2 separate regions of the Homo sapiens genome follow, and region 2 is linked to region 1. A link is a contact called in ENCODE Hi-C or POLR2A ChIA-PET data. All regions are on one chromosome and are shown on one strand. Each heading gives the region's core, a stretch centred on a gene start or an enhancer-like site at or near the end of the contact. The rest is flanking DNA. Distances are from core to core; before and after follow the strand shown. Region 1 holds the start of PPOX (protoporphyrinogen oxidase). Region 2 holds the start of PCP4L1 (Purkinje cell protein 4 like 1).

Region 1 (6,891 bases), core at 1,306-3,805:
CAAAGAAGAATCATTGAGGCTGGATGCAGTGGCTCACACCTGTAATCCCAGCACTTTAGGAGGCCGAGGCGGGTGGATCACTTGAGGTCAGGAGTTTGAGACCAGCCTGGCCAACATAGTGAAACTGCATCTCTACAAAAAAATACAAAGATTAGCTGGGAGTGGTGGCACATGTTTGTAATCCCAGCTACTTAAGAGGCTGAGGCAGGAGAATTGCTTGAATCTGGGAGGCGGAGGTTGCAGCGAGCCGATCTGAGATTGCACCACTGCACTCCAGCCTAGGCAGCAGAGCAAGACTCCGTCTCAAAAAAGAAAAAAAGAATCATTGAATAGCACCCCTTGTCCCCACTCCCTCACTTTGGCAGTACTTAATATTTTCACCCTCTGAATCAATCCCCCCTCACCTGCCCCCAGCAGCAGGCCCAGTAATATGGAACGATGGGTTTGCTCAGCTTGGAAGAGACTGGGAAAGCAGGACCTGATGCTGAGCTCACGGCTGTTGCCTGCAAACACTCCACGGCAGAGACTGTCCATGGCTAGAGACGCCACCTTAAGGGTGAGACTAGGACTAAGGAGCGAAAAAATAATCTACACTGACTGATTTCCACAGCCCCTATTTGGTAGGGAATGAGGGTGGGATAGGGTTTGGGTTGGGGGACATTCCCACTGTGACGGATGGAAATGAAGGCCTTCACTCCCAATAATGAGTTTTGGGAATTATGAGGGGGTGGGGTATGAAGAGAAGAGGGCATCCCCAAATGATACAGAAGAGCCCCTAGGTGGTAGATTTGAACAGGGAGCTCTGCAGCTGGTTTAGGAGGGAAGAGGTTTGGGGCCTCTGGGCAAGTGTCACCTCAGGTCCAAGGCGGCGCTGGGCAAAACTGTGCACAGTCTCATCAGGCTCTTTGCCCCGGGGCTTGGTCAGCTCCCTCAGCCCAGCCCAAAACAGAGGTTTGGAGAAGGGGGGTGAAGGGCGGAGTAGCCCCCTGCATGGAGAAAGGCATAGTGAGGGGGAAGCTCCTGACATACCTCCCCAGCTCCAGGCGCTGGGGTCATTTCCACTCATTTGGCTTCCTTTTGCTGGGAAGGCTGACAGGGAGATGAAGAAATGGAAGGCAGGTCGGGCGTGGTGGCTCACGCCTGTAATCCCAGCACTTTGGCAGGCCGAGGCGGGCGGATCACAAGGTCAGGAGTTCAAGACCAGCCTGGCCAATATGGTGAAACCCCATCTCTACTAAAAATACAAAAACTAGCCAGACGTGGTGGTAGGCACCTGTAGTCCCAGCTACTCGGGAGGCTGAGGCAGGAGAATCGCTTGAACCCGAAAGGCGGAAGTTGCAGTGAGCCAAGATCGCGCCATTGCACTCCATCCTGGGCGAGAGCGATACTCCGTCTCAAAAAAAAAAAAAAAAAAAAAAAAAAAGAAAAGAAGAAAGAAATGGAAGGCATATGAGGATGAGGGCACAGTAAAAGGAGCGGAGGTGCTGGTGTTACCTGAGGCCAGTGGGTAGGGCATGCAGGGCACCGCCCACGTAGAGGAACCTGTTCTGGGCAGCTGGGTGGTCTCCCCGGACAGGCAGCACTTCTGAATCCAAGCCAAGCTCAGAAACCTGCTCTCCACATGCCCTCAGAAGAGGAGAAACTAAGGGAAGATCTGACCCACCAAACATACTTCCTCCCCTAAACTCTATTCCCCAATGGAAGCCCCCTCCACAACCTCTCCTAGACATCCCACAAGCCTCTCACCAGGAGCAAGGTCCGGGCCCCTAGGGCTCCCGCTGGCCTAATTCCCCGAGGTCCAAGCTCAAAGATAGCACCATTAGGGCCTCGAACGGAGCGAATCCAGCCTCCCAGACGCTCACTGCTCTCCACTAGGACCACCTGGCGACAAGAGGGAGAGACACTGCAGCACCGCCTGTAGCCGCCGGCGAGAGGTCAGGAGGGGAGGGGAAGAGGCATATTCAGAGGGCCAGGATCCATCTAGCTTTTGATGGAAATGGGAAGAGCATTAAATGAAGCTCCCTCTGGCACAAGTGGAGCACTCACCTTAGGGGGGCAGGGGGCCCGGCTCAGGTGGTAACTGGCGGCCAAGCCGCTGATGCCTCCGCCCAGCACGACCACGGTCCGGCCCATGCGGAAACCTGGGGGAAAGGGGGCGATATGGACAGGCAGACCGGGGACAACCTGCGCTCCAGAAGCCCCGCCGGTTTTGAGTTCTATCCCGGCCACTCACTGCTTTAGGGGAAACTAAGTGTGCACGGATGGGCTGGTGGAACAGCGAGGTCCCCGTCCAGGGGCCAGGACTCACCCACAATAGGTAGGGATGAGAGAAAATGAGGGAGAAGGAGATCGAGGTCCTAAGACCGTACCCCGCCGGCGCTCTGCTGGGTGCAGATAAGGGCCACACCCTCGCTATCGGCCCTCGCAGGGCTCGGGCGGCGGGCAGTACGCCTGAGTTCTGAGGTGCTCTGCTTGCCACACCTCTGTAGGCCAACAAGTGCTTCAAATCCGCTACTCCCACCCCCAGCCTTTTCGGTCTCTCCTACGCTCCGTCCACTCTGTTCTCGCGGCACGCGCCTAACCCTACCTCTCCTACATCTGGATTGGCGGGACTTGGAAGGCCCCGGATCACGTTCACCAATAAAACATTGAACTGGCAGAGGCGGAGCGACGGCAGCTGTAAGAGCTGGAGGTTAACCGTGTTAGCGCCGAGCTGGGAGTGAGCGGCCGTACCCGTCACTGCCCTCCTCAGGACCGAGGCGGCGAGCGCTTAATGCTGGAGTTAGCGTTCCCCAGCACAAGCTTACCAGGTCCAGCTAGGGTGACAACCCTAGAGGGAAGGCCGCAGGAGCTTTGGTCGTAGGGAGAATAGATAGGGACACTTAAGGCCAGTCCACGGGGAGGCGGCTCCATAAACAGCTCCTTGATGTTAGCAACAGACCGGGCCTACGGGAGCTAGGGCCGCCCGGCAACGTACCCAGTGTTTGTCAACAGTGGCACTCCCCCATCGCCGACCAAACCAGTCGCCCCAGAGCCTGCACGCAGCCTCACTCAAGTATGCCTTTCCTCTTTTCCTCCCAGTACATAACCTTCACTGCTGGGGGACACAGGTCCGGGTCCAGCACCATCCCCGAAACCTTCCCCCTCGGCTCTGAGAGCGCCCCCACCTGTTAGAGAGGGAACTTGGGTCCCAAGAAGACTCCAATTTGGCTCAGTTCTCTATCACCCCCTAAGCAAAAATACAAATAAGCACATCATTTTTTCTTAATAAATTTATTCACAAAAAGTGATATTGCAGAGGGTCTGGGGGCTGTACATGGGCAGGGGCTTGGTGAGCTTTGTACATGGGGCTGGGAGACAAGGGAGCCTCCAGGTGGAAGGGTATTTTTTAATAAAAAAAATAATGGAGCTACAACCACCCCCTCCCCCCTCCCCGATTAAAAAGACACAAAAATAGACGTCTCTGAGGTAAACGGGGAGCCTGGGGCTTAAGGGTGTTTAAAGGGCTTCACAGGTGCCAGAGCTTAGAGGTGTCACAGGCACCGGGGTGGCTCCTGCATCAGTTGGTAGAACAGCACGTAGCCCTCGCTGGATGCCACCTGGTTTTCACTGACAGGGGAGACACTAGGAAAAAAGGAGATCGGGAAAGGGTTGTGGTCATTCCTGTTTACTCCCTTCTCCCTACAAGACCGAACCTCAGAGCATCCAGGAAATGATCAGGCAAGACCTCCACCTCTCCTTTCACCTGGCACTCTGCTCTCCTGGAGCTTCATAGAAGGGGAGGGTGTCAGGGCTGAGTGGGAATGGGGCAGGATGTAAATAGGAGGCTATTCTCACCGAGAGTCATTGTAGACATGCCAACCAGTCTGGCACCGGCACAGGGCTGTGTAGTGGCCATAGTGGACGCTGCCTGAGTGGTTGCAAAGGGCATACAGCTGGTATACAGGACTTCCTGCGGGGTTGGAGATGATCAAGTTCTATAATCAGAGCTGTGCCCCCACTCCTTTGGCTCCTTAGGACTTTCCCCACCAGACTCACCGGCTTTGTCACTGGCAAAGTCCCCTAGGCTCAGTCGCTGCAGTGGAAAGTCTACACCTACTGAACTTTTTTTGATGGAGCCTCGGGAGGCAGAAAATCGATTCAGATCTAAGCCCTGGTTAAGGAGCATTTGGGAGGCAGTGGGCCTCTGAGGGGAACTTCTTCTATCCTGAAAGCTGTCCTCTCCCCACTCCCGACACACTGGGAGCATCTTGTGGAAAAGTGGGTGGCAGACTTTTCCTAAGGAAAATTCAATTCTCTGGAAACATGGAGGAAAGAGAATGTATGGGAGGTATCCTAAGAGAAGTAAGAATCTGAAGATTAGGATATGGAGCACGAGGATTCGAGGGAATCTTTGTACTGTCAACTTTTTGGTACTTCGAGTTTTCTGCCGACATCGGTCACACACCTGAATAAATGGCAAACAGTGTTAGGTTAATATGCTCCTAACCTCAATTGGCTTTTCTGACACCCCGATCCACATACAAATTTAGTATGCTCTTCATTACAGCTGGATCCTCTTGGCTTCTCCCCTTTGCTCTAGGAGTACTAGAACAGATCTGAGACTCCAACACAAACCCAGATACATAAATATTATTCCCCATATGAAGACATCATGCAATCCCTTTTATCCACATGGAGTCCCCCCAGGTCTCCCACCCTTACTGTATCCCTTGTGAACCTCCACATACTGGGGCATTCTCCGACTCTAGCTCTTCTTCCTTAGTGAAAAGGTTGAAACAATCCCGCAGAGACACCTTGCCCCCAGCAAATCCTTTCTGGGGGAAAAGGGGAAGAAAGGTCAACATGTTCTGAATTTCCTTTTCCAACTCTTCTCAATCAATCCAGGCTTCAGTTCTGCTCCAGAAACCCACAGGGTTCCCGCCCACACTCTGGGGGTGGGTAGGCTTGGGTCACAGAGCCCCTGTCCTGTCCACCCCGGAATCCTCTGGAATCCCACCTTGGGGATGGGCAGGGACAGGTCACAAAAAACCTCGAAGGTCGTGGAGCGATACCCACAGGCCTGGCACTTGAGACAACTTTTCAACTGGCCCACAAACAGGTCTAGACAGAAGCACAGGGACAGGAGAAAAGGTCATTGTTGGATGTTATGAGATGATTTCTTGGATTTCCATCTCTTCCTGCCCCTTTGCTTGACCCTTCCTTTCCCACTACCAACACTCCTAATCAACTCTTCACACAGCTTCACATTTGCATCATCCAGTCTTGTTCCCATACCCCTTGATAGTATCGATTTTTCCCCCCAAGCCTGTACCCCCCTCACACACTAATTTTCCCTCATTGCTTTGCCCCATTCCATACCCACAATCTTGCTGTCCTCTCGCTCCAGGTAACGTTTCCACATTAGGTTGGCTCGGTCATCATCACTACCACAGATCAAAGGAAGTGGGGAGCACCCATGAGACAGCAGGAACACTGGGCACCCCCAACACCCACTGAAACAACCTACAGAGCCCTACTCCCCATCCACACCCCTGCTCCTTCCCTAAATTTCAAGGAAAAGTCAAAAGAATAATGCCTCAATGAACTTTCTAGGGAAATCCGAGGTGAGAGGAAAAGAAAGGAATGTACATAAGGGAAGAATATGCTGTCTTCCTCTACCTGTAAATGAATTATCCCCTTCTTCAATTTGGTGACATCCCTAGCATGATCTTCTGCCTCCATCTGCTCCCTTAGACTCCCCCTCTTCCTTCCTTCCTTCTACTTCTATGTTGCTTCTCATACTATTTTCTATACTAAAGGGTTTCCCTGGACCCTACATCTTCAATCTTTACTAGTTTAGTTCTATGAAGTGTGAATGATGCTGATAAACTACGGGGAAAGGAGGTAGAGGGAACGACCCTTACCTTAACTCAGGTTCTTCTAGCAGAGCCCCTCCTCGGCGGGGTGGAGAGGGAACTGGACCATTGGCAAGTATCGGTGGAGCCCGGCGGCCTCGGCGGTTGATTTCAAGGTGTAGCCGCTCCATGAGGAGCTTCAGGAACTCTTGGGCATCCTGCTGGCTACAGCCAGACAAAGAGTATGGGCAACTGACTCCTCTCCTAGTCCACAGACACTATTCCCTGCCCAGATATTGGTCCCCACTTCCTGGATGAAGAACATCTCAAGGCTCAGAACAATGCTGCCAGGGCCCTTGCTTGGCCCTACCCCCAGACATGGCCAGAGAGAAATCCCATAGCCTCCAGCTCTCCCACCTGTATCCAGAGAAGGAGGGAACATATTTCTGGAAGACAGCTCGGAATCGAGTAGGATTCACAGCTTCGCAGGAGTCAGGGTGCCAGAGGGCACCAATCACATCTGCAAAGGCTGTTGGGATGGGAGTGGGGAAGGCAAACAAAGGTTAATGTCTGGAAGAGGCAAGCAAAAGGTGGCTCAGAGGGTAGAAAATAACCTTTAGGAAAGTAGGCACTGGGAAAAGTAGATACAACTGCCAGATTTAAGGGTTGGGGGCCACCACCAGTGGCAGATGGACCTGCAAGTGGTTGGGGAAAAAGGGACTTGAACAGAGGGAGCAGGAGTTGTTGCCCCACCTTCAGTGAGCTCTTGGGCTCGGCCTCCTCCAGGCACCTCTTGCCGGAAGTCCCTTCTCAGACAGAAGTCCCGAAGAGGTCGAGTGCTGCTCAGACACTGCAGCACAGCATTCAGGAAGCACTGGGGAGCAGTAGGGACACTGCTGTTATCTCTCCAGACCACTGCCCAGGAAGCCTTAGAAGAGCTTCAGAGCTCTCCTTCCACATGCCTTCCCCAAGCTCGTGGGTTTTCCCCACCCCCAGCACCATTTCACATTCCTTTTAGAGAGGAAAGATAGGAGAATAGCTCTCACCGTGTTTC
Region 2 (4,143 bases), core at 938-3,437, 92 kb before region 1:
TTTTATAAGTATTCATCCCTAAGACCAGGCTCAGCTCTGTATTAGGAGACAGCTTCTATGACTAAATTGCTAGTTAAAACCAGTTTGCTCTGATAGCCTAGGAGGCTGGGCAGACTTGGGTACACTGATAGTCTCCATCCGTGGATCCTTCTCTCATCATTCTACTGAGCCCCTGATGAAGGCTAACCAAATTCAGCTGCTGAGTCAGGAGGGAGCGGACTTGGCTTTCTCCTCAAACACCGAATTGTTTCCTTTGCTACAAAACAGGCTTCTCATTCCACCAAATACCACTCTAAATGCCAGCCCCTGTAGTGTGTCCTACAAAGGGGCTGTGCACTTACCCCAGAAAACACAGGCTAACTGCAAATCCTCACGTTGGCATAGCCTTCAGATCACAAACTCCCAGGGGATGGCTTGGATTACAACTTTCAGATTTAGAAATGCTCGGGGTGGGAGGAGTAGTATGAACCCTAGACCTCAGTGAAAAGGGGCAAAGAAAACCTCTCTTCCCACATTAGAGGTGAAAGAGGAGGTTGATGCGTTTTTTTCTTTTCTTTCTGAAAGATTGCCATCATCAGAGTCACAACCAGCTGAGGGACTGGAAACCACTTTGGTTCATCTGCAGCCCCCAGACTAGCCGAATTTTCCAGGATAAAATTAGTGAACACGGCAACCAAGACAACACAGCAGTTGGCACTAATTAGCTCCCTGGGTGACAACTTTTGGTAGGAGTCATAGAGATCTTCATTTTTAGTATCTAAACTGGAACCCAGGCTCCAGGGTCCTATTCCTTCAGTAATCTAATGTCTTTGGGAATTCTTCTGTTAAATTTCTGTAATACTCTAATGGGAGAGGAAGAAAAAAGAAACAGAAAGATAATAGCTAATATAGATTGAGTGCCAGGTCCTGTTTCAAGTATTTGGCATATATTATCTCATTTAATTATTACAACAACCAGTATTATCCCCATTTTACAGACAAAAAATGAAACAAAGGTTTTGTACTTTGCCTAAGGCTACATCACAGGTAAGTAGCTGGCCTACATACATATCTGACATATAGCAGAGGAGTTGGATTTAACACAACGATGTGGGTACTAGGAAAGAGGTTGCAGAGGGCAAGCTTGTGATGCCACTAACCAGACTGACTTCACTTGGAAAGGCTGATCCTTGTTTCTGGAGATGAGACTGTGCCTACAAATAGACAATAGGAGACGTCTTTCCAAAGTCTCTGCTTTGACCCCCCACTCCCCCACCCCATGAACAGTGTTCTTTGAAAACAGTAAATCAGTTAATGGCCTGGGTCTGGCCACGGTGAACACCACAGAGCCTGCCGGAAGACCTAGTTTGTAACAAGCACTGCAGAGGGAGGTCTATTCTTGAAGGGGAAATCTCCCCAGCAACTGGCAGGGGCTTCTAAATACCGGAACACGTCCCTCCAACGTTCCTGACTGAATGAGTGGAGGGCAGGATGCCACCTTTCTAAAAGGGGCACAGTGGCCCTCCCCGGGGGCCAGGGATGGAGTTCTTGTTAGATGCTACAGAAGGAATGTGAGTGCCTTACATCCCTAGGAGAGAGAGGACAGAAGCGAAGTGAGGGGGGTAAGGGGAGCCAGAATAATCTCGGGCAGTAAGACAGATGCAGGGGGCAGTATCCAGAGGGGATGACCTACCACCTGAGAGCTCAGCATCCCCGCTTCCGGACTCTACAGCCGATTCCAATTACCCCCAAAAGCGCCGTCCACAGTAGGGAGACTGAAAGCACCCCGTCTTCCAATCGTTTCCCAGCGCCCCGAGGTGGGAGCTTTCCTAGGAGGGCAGTGGGGCGCCCCTGGAGGGTTCTTCGCGGCTCCGGTCTGCCTCGCTCTCCCTCGCCTCCCTGGGATCCCGAGCCGCAGCACCCTCCCCGCCGCAGCCCTGCCGACAGCGCCGGGGGCCGCACCGCTCACCTCGCTCATCTCCGCAGCCGGACAGGGCGCGCGAGGCGCTGCACGCACAGGTGAGGCGAGTGGCCCTCGGGGCTCCGCGGGCGACAGCTGAAAGTTGCCGGGCTCTGCGGCAGGGGTTACAGCTGACCAGGAGAGGAGAGTTAGTGCGGAGAGCCGCTGCTCTGGTGCTGGCACCCGGGATTCTCGGAGCCCAGCTCCGGCCAGGCGACCCCCTGCGACCCGTCCTGTCAGAGCCGCTCAGCTCGCCGCCTCCGGCCCCACCTTTTATACTCAGCTCGGTACCCGCCTCCAGCCCGACCAATAGAAGCTCCTCCTACCGTAGAATGACAGCCTCTTGCATCCAATGCTGGCAGGTTTAGAGGTCTGCTGCATTTCCAAACTAGGGTAAGACAGAGAGCGGGAAGGAGGGGGAGACCATCGGGGGATGCGGGGACGGAAAATGAAGTAGGGGGAGCAAAGAAAGAGAGGGAGAAAGGAGATGTACACGAAGAAGGCAAGGTGGGGAGTGGAATGGAAGGAGTGTGTGAGTCTGAGAAAGAGAAGGCCTGGAAAGAAATCAAGAGGGTACACGGAAAACAGGAAACAGTGAATGAAAGGGGTAAAGCCAAGAGATGTTGCAGATTAAGATTTCCTAGTAGAATAGCACCCTGGAGGTCGGGCGCGGTGGCTCAAGCCTGTAATTCCAGCACTTTGGGAGGCCGAGGCGGGCAGATCACAAGGTCAGGAGATCGAGACCATCCTGGCTAACACGGTGAAACCCAGTCTCTACTAAAAATACAAAAAATTAGCCAAGCGTGGTGGCAGGCGACTGTAATCCCAGCTACTCGGGAGATTGAGGCAGGAGAATGGCGTGAACCCGGGAGGTGGAGCTTGCAGTGAGCCGAGATCGCGCCACTGCACTCCAGCCTGGGTGACAGAGAAAGACTCCGTCTCAAAAAAAAAAAAAAAAAAAAGAACAGAACCCTGGACCAGAGAATAGCACAAGAGAGGGAGGAAGGCTGGGGGAAGAGAGAGAGAGACAGAATGAGAGAGAGACTGGAGCAAATGGACAGCTTTCTTTGGCAAAGAACAGGGAAATTGTGAAGTGCCTGTTTGATGTGGAAGATCATAGATCTCAGGAGTTGGAAGACATTTTAGGATTCATCAAATCCTACTGTGTCTGGAGTTGGTTCCTTCTGGTGGGTTCTTGGTCTCGCTGACTTCCAGAATGAAGCTGGGAATTTTTGCAGTGAGTGTTACAGCTCTTAAAGGTGGCACGGACACAAAGAGTGAGTCAGTGAGCGAGTGAGCAGCAGCAAGATGTATTGTGAAGAGCGAAAGAACAAAGCTTCCACAGCATGGAAGGGGACCCGAGCACGTTGCTGCTGCTGGCTGGGGTGGCCAGCTTTTATTTCCTGGGGTCACCGCCCATGTCCTGCTGTTTGGTCCATTTTACAGAGTGCTGATTGGTTCATTTTACAAACCTCTAGCTAGCTACAGAGTGCTGATTGGTGCGTTTTACAATCCTAGCTACAGAGTGCTAATTGGCACATTTTACAATCCTCTTGTAAGACAGAAAAGTTCTCCAAGTCCCCACCTGACCCAGAAGTCCAGCTGGCTTCACCTCTCAATCTCCCCTCTAAACAGGACACCCCAGCTGCTGTTGGAAATTGGGCGATGACCACTCTAGCTACTTCCTGCTGGATGGGGGCGAAGGGGCCCTGCAGTGGTAGTATCCTCCAGAGGGAAACTCTCTAGGCCAGCCAAAGGGTCAGTGGGTTGGTCCAGGGGTCCTCGGTAGAAGTTGTTAGTTGAGCTCGTTTGGGGTTCCATTTGTAAGACCATCTGTAGCTTGATGGCATTGATCCTGGAGGAAACAAATTTGACAAAGAGGTTAAAAATACAAGGCCCAAAGGCGAGTAATAGCAAGATGGCTGTCACAGGACCTAGAAAGGGGAGAAGCCATGTCGCCTAACTCTGAAGGTTGGTCTAAGGGTTTGAAAGGCTTTGTCTGATTTCAGAAGCCTCTTCCCATAAACACCGGGCGGAGTCTCGTACTATCCCTGACTGGTTAGTGTAAAAGCAACATTCTTCCCCTAAGAAGGTGAAAGTCCTCCTTTCTCAGCAGTGAGGAGGTCTAGGCCTCAGCGGTTTTGGAGAGTCACTGCTGCCAAAGAGTCTATTTGGGATTGTAGAGTAAGGATAGATTTTGTTAC

What was found. A loop is a pair of places that touch in the nucleus more often than their neighbours do. ChIA-PET counts read pairs that join two places held with the same protein, here RNA polymerase II (POLR2A). Pooled maps may share reads with other maps.
Region 2: a pooled map shows a loop between it and region 1 (2.2-fold over the local background). The contact joins the promoter of PCP4L1 here to the promoter of PPOX in region 1. A Hi-C loop is called at or near these places in 1 of 50 pooled maps. POLR2A ChIA-PET finds 5 or more read pairs at or near these places in 4 of 52 experiments (HEK293 and WTC11).

The regions. Positions count from the first base shown.
Region 1 is chr1:161,162,090-161,168,980 of GRCh38, reverse strand. It overlaps PPOX (protoporphyrinogen oxidase), which reads right to left and starts at 2,555. Exons shown (of 13, transcript NM_001122764.3): 1 at 2,309-2,555; 2 at 2,047-2,141; 3 at 1,747-1,881; 4 at 1,495-1,610; 5 at 854-986; 6 at 405-549. The coding sequence starts at 2,133. USP21 (ubiquitin specific peptidase 21) reads right to left here. Exons shown (of 14, transcript NM_001014443.3): 4 at 6,884-6,891; 5 at 6,591-6,711; 6 at 6,255-6,366; 7 at 5,907-6,062; 8 at 5,362-5,426; 9 at 5,000-5,103; 10 at 4,731-4,817; 11 at 4,369-4,447; 12 at 4,039-4,146; 13 at 3,838-3,952; 14 at 3,258-3,624. The coding sequence ends at 3,534. RefSeq lists an enhancer at 837-1,500.
Region 2 is chr1:161,256,789-161,260,931 of GRCh38, reverse strand. It overlaps PCP4L1 (Purkinje cell protein 4 like 1), which reads right to left and starts at 2,187. Exons shown (of 3, transcript NM_001102566.2): 1 at 1,949-2,187. The coding sequence starts at 1,957. RefSeq lists an enhancer at 1,319-1,819.